Regions from separate parts of the Mus musculus genome. Here region 2 is linked to region 1. Evidence: chromatin loops called from intact Hi-C (ENCODE). Cell type or tissue: gastrocnemius. All regions are shown on one strand.

The links. A loop is a pair of places that touch in the nucleus more often than their neighbours do. Peaks named below come from ENCODE experiments on the same cell type or tissue, not always from the same donor. Only the 100,000 strongest peaks of a DNase experiment are listed, where the experiment ranks them.
Region 2: it touches region 1 in a loop (9-fold over the local background); 1 of 42 quality-filtered maps calls a loop at or near these places.

Annotation. Positions count from the first base shown.
Region 1 is chr5:107,727,914-107,730,413 of GRCm38, reverse strand. No RefSeq gene overlaps it. Among named protein-coding and RNA genes, the nearest start is that of Gfi1, 4.8 kb to the right of the region's middle. In gastrocnemius, no CTCF peak of the experiment used is centred here; no DNase peak of the experiment used is centred here.
Region 2 is chr5:107,867,272-107,869,771 of GRCm38, reverse strand. It overlaps Evi5 (ecotropic viral integration site 5), which reads left to right and starts at 724. Exons shown (of 20, transcript NM_001378824.1): 1 at 724-981. In gastrocnemius, no CTCF peak of the experiment used is centred here; DNase peaks (open chromatin) are centred at 606 and 1,265; H3K4me3 peaks cover 1,922 bases; H3K27ac peaks cover 1,576 bases.

The sequences.
Region 1 (2,500 bases):
GTCAATTTGTTTGTTGCTGAATTTCTCCTTAACTTACTCTCAGGCTTTTGTGTTGCCTATTGACATGAGTGATGGCCATCAAATCATACTTTGACTGATGTCATTATTTGAATATTGTTTTGATCAGTTGCTACTCATAAAAGGAAGATTTTTATTTTAATTGTATATTTGGGGGTGAGCATTTGGAAGTCAGTTATCTCCTTCCCCACCTAAGTTCCTGGAGATTGAACTCTGGCTGTGGGGTTTGCTGGCCAGCACATTTACCCATTGCCCAGAGATAATTACTTATCTCATTGGCAAGTTCAGATGTCACACAATTATCACTTTGTATTTGTTTGAATTTAAATATTTTAGAAAAAAAAAAGCACTCCTTCTTCTTTCCTCTGCACTCACTAAGATGATTCCTCCAAAGATAAAAATCAAATAGACTTATATTTTTTAATACCAGAAAAATACTGTGACATGACAGGGTGTGTCCACTGTTCTAAAGAACACTTCTACTAAAATAAAGACCAGTTCTACAATGGCCCCTTCCAGTCTTTTTAGCTATTTATTGATATGAATTCCCTGCCTTATGTATCATCCAGGATTCTACCTAAAATAGTTCCAATAAGTATCAAGGACCACTCAAATATTCACTATTGGACTTAGAAGCTCCACTCTTAAAAATAGATTCTATAGAAAGAGCCTGAAATGGGGGCATGAAATGGGTCCATCTCCAGCGTCACGCACACATGAACAAAGAAAAGGAGGAAATGGTGTTAAGAAAACTTACATCATACTATTTAAAAATAAGGAGGAAGGAGGGAGGAAGAGAAAGAGAGAAAGCTCAATGCTTAGGCAAGAGTGCTTAAGAAAATTACAGTTAACAGATCATTTACAGCATTTAAAATGGCAAAAGATTATTATAATTCTAAAAATGTATTTTGCTGACATAAAACATTATACATACAATAATAATACTATGTAGTGTTTTAATGTCGTGATTTTCCCCCCTGAAGTAAAGTTTACTATAGAAAGTATGTGTTCTATAAAATAAATATGCTATCAAAAACAATAAACAATTATAGCTATGATTTTTTAAAAAAGTTATAGCTATGAGATTGCTTTCTTTTTTCAATAAGACTAAAACACCTGGAAAGTTTTGGGTGGGTATTTTTTCCTTATCAGAGGGGAAGTAATACACTTTATAATACTCTAAAAAATCTCCATAAGCCTCAGGTCTCTTACCTACTTCAGTCTCATATCCCAGATGAATCTGTGAAGAGGAACACTGAAGGACTTCCCCACCGCCATTCTGCAGTGCAGGCTGATTGATGGTTGGACTCCTGGTGAGAAACAGCTGGCAAAATTGATCTAGCTTGCCCATGGTCATGGGTTGGGTTTTGGCAGAACACAGACTGATAATCATATCTACCTTCAAAGTCATGAAGCCCATTTCCCTCCTGGTAACATCTCTGAGCAACTCAAAAGAGGCAAACACTACCAGAATGCATGCTGGGAGTGCGAGTAGCGCCCTCTCTGGGCTTTCCCAAGCCCCAGTCTTCCCAAACCCTGCAAGAGAACATTATAGATAGCCTTCCCATGGAAAAAAATAAGTAGCCAGGATTAATATCATCTCATCATCTTTATTCACATTTCAAGTCTTTTGTTGTTTATGTGTGGCCTTCCTGCCTCGGCCTCTCAAGTGCTCAGGAGATTTCCGTCAAGTGAGTACCCATCGTCTTTATCAATAGCTATGCGAGATGGTCCTGCAGATAAATAGGTGACTAGCAAATAATGTTTGGAAGGTGAGAGTATTTGGCATTAGGCATCTACAGGTGCATTATTAATATTACTTTAAAAAAAACCCAGTATACTGCTTGAAAACAGTGAATGCAATGGGTTCTCATTCACCTTCCTGCTCTCAATCAATCTCCATCTCTAAAGCAAGAAGCGGGGCCCTTCTGGCTGAGCGAGGGGTAAAGGGAGGGGTAAAGGGAGGGGTAAAGGGAGGGGAAGAGATCTCCTGGCACCTTGGTTCTCTCTTTACCTCCAGTTTAGCAATAAAATAAGCAAGAGGCATGTGAGACTGCTGAGCCTGAGAGACAGGTCTTCCTAACATCTCTGAGCCTGGCTCCCTGCTCCTCCTTGTAAACCTCTTAACCTTTCTGGGTCCCCTTCTCCCTTCCCTGCCTTCCTCCTATGCTCCCCAAGTATGGGAATCACTCCCCAACACCTCGATATATCTCAGAGATGTCCCATCCTCACTTACTAACTGCTTTGATGTGTATTTACTTAGTTTAATCACGGGATTCAACAACCATCTGCCTCTGACCTGCTCCAGTTCTTACTGGTCAAGTCAGAAATCCCAAGAGGCCACAACAGCAAGTAGAAAGTGAGATGATTAGGGTTAGTCAGAGAAGGGCTTAGTGTTCAGTGCTGGTGCCTTCACAGAGCCTCCAGCAGCACTTAAACTGCTCACTAGTCACAGAGCCTAGGTGGGAAAATTTGACTGAGC
Region 2 (2,500 bases), 140 kb before region 1:
TTTTTCTGGACAGGTCTTACAAATCTAAATGTAAAAGCCAGTGGTATCATATTAGTAAACAATTTTAGAGCTTTTCTGACTGCTTGATGGTAATTACTATCCTTTTGGTCACTTTCAAGTATATAACAAAAATGATTTATATTGCCTTTATTATTTTTTTTTTTTGTTGCCTGCAATTCCTTTGACAGGACCCAAATGAATAGGCTGTTTTTGTCCCAAACTAAGTAATTTCCTTCTAAGAATTTCTTGGTTGGTGTTGGATAATTGCCCACCCTCTGCCGGACTCCGAAAAAACCCACGGTTTATTCTAGAGGATTAGTGGAAGACCTGTTTTACCACCGCGAGTGCCATTTGATTAATATTATGTTTTTGGGAGTGAGACTCCGGGCAGCCCTCGCAAAGCTGCGCGTCGCTGTGCGCGCCCCAGGCCTGCGCGGATGCTCGCCCGGGGGGCTCCGAGGGGGCGTGTCTTGTGCTTCCCTGACTGGCCAGGGGCGGCTCGAGAGACTGGGAAGTCAGCAGTTTGCATGGCCGAGGGCTGGGCGCTTGGGAAGAGGGGCGGAGGACCGAGAGGGATCTCCCCGCCTCCGTTCCTCTCGGTCCAATCCCTTCGGCTTCTGCTTCGGCTTCGCCAGCGCGGCCGGGGCCCTAACCTGCTCGAACCCATTATGCCGTAGAGGCCGGCCGGGGCTCTTTAAGGCCCTCGCCGCGCCTGCGCCCTGGGCTTTCGTGAAGCGGCCCGACCAGAGCCGGGCGGAGCTGGCGGGCGTGGGGCTGCGCGGGGTTCTCCCGAGTCGTCGGCGGTACGGTGGAGGGTCGCGGGCAGCTCCGGGTTCCTGAGCAGGAGGCGTGCGCCGGGTCACGCGGGGAACGCGGCCGCGGAGGCCGAGCCGGGCCGAGGCGCTTGGAGGCGGCGGCGGCACGGCCGCCGGCTGCATGGGAAGTTCATGTTGACGGCGGAGTCCACCCCAGGTTTCCAAGGTGAGGGGCGCCGCGCCAGGCCGGGCTGCGGCGAGGGAGGGCGCGGGCGCCGCCGAGGGCCGCGCCGCCCACCCGGGCCGCCGCCGAGTTTGCGGCGCGAGCCCGCCGGGGCCTGCGTTCCCCGCTCTCGCCTGGCCCGGGCGGCCTCGGGGCCCGTCCTCGAGGACACGGCGGTCCGCCGCGCCCTGCTCGGAAAGTTGGCGTCTCCATTCGGCCTGCGGCGGCTGCCGGCAGGTGATGGGCGAGCCAGGTGTGCAGAGCGACGGCGCACGGAGCTCCTGTGCACCCGGTTGCCCATCGCCTAACGGGGCTAGCCTGAGATTAACCGCGGGTTTCCGGTGGGTTGGCTTGCGGTGGTGGCGCCTGCGCTGGTGACTCCGACCTTAGGTCTTTTCACCAAAGAGCGAAGCAAAAGTTCTGGACCGGTTCCCTCGCAGTCCCGTTTCTGCTGGAGGGGATTTTGAAGAGCAACAAGCGGTTTTCTTTGGAGAATAATAAACCTTTCTCCGCCGAGAGAATGAATTCCAGAGCTTCCTGAAGTTAGAGAAACATGGTCTGTTGGTAGTTTTTAATCTTTGCGCGGTGTTTTTTTTTTTTTTTTTTTTTTTGGTGTGTGTGTTTTAAATTTTATTAGTAATAATTTCTCAGTGTTCCAGAACTTTGCTTCCTGTAAGATAGAAAATGCTCACCTTCTATGAGAAGTTTGTGTCAAGGAAATCTTAGAAAATTTATTCAAGCCTATCTGGAGTAGAAAGATCACAATTTTAAGTTTTCAGGTAATGATTTTTAAGTGAACCAACACAAACCAACAAATTACTAGGTTGGGATATATACCTCGGAGGAGTGGAATTGCTGTTTTTTTTTTGTTTGGTTTTCTTTCTGGGTCAGAGTTTTGCTATGTAGCCCAGGCTGTCCCCGTACTCCTGCCGTCGACCTCCTTGCAGTATATTGCCACTATTTCTGGTTGATTATTTTTTAAAAATTTCTGGCATTAGGTTCTGTTGGGCCTTCTCAAGACGGTTGAGAACTCTAGTTATTCCATACTTACGATGCTTACCATCTTCAAAAAATGCTGCGATTTGGATGGTGGTACTTTATCAGTGTGTGACTTTATTTTGCCTGGTGAATGAGTTTAAAAATATTAGTCATTTTTGTATTAATCTTTTGTGAAATGCCTCTTTTACGAATTATGCTTAGGTTTTTGTTATTTTACTTTTCTTTTTTTTTGTTTGGTTTTTCGAGACAGGGTTTCTCTGTGTAGCCCTGGCTGTCCTGGAACTCACTCTGTAGACCAGGCTGGCCTCGAACTCAGAAATCCGCCTGCCTCTGTCTCCCAAGTGCTGGGATTAAAGGCGTACGCCTGGCTATTTTACTTTTCTATTGTTTTTTTAGTTCTGTCTTTTGTTTTGTTGGGGACAGAACCTACATCCTTGCATGAGCAACTGTGTTAACTTTCCAAGGTTTCTTTTATCAGTGGTCTGACAGTATCTGCAAAATTCCAGAAATAAACAACTTAGAA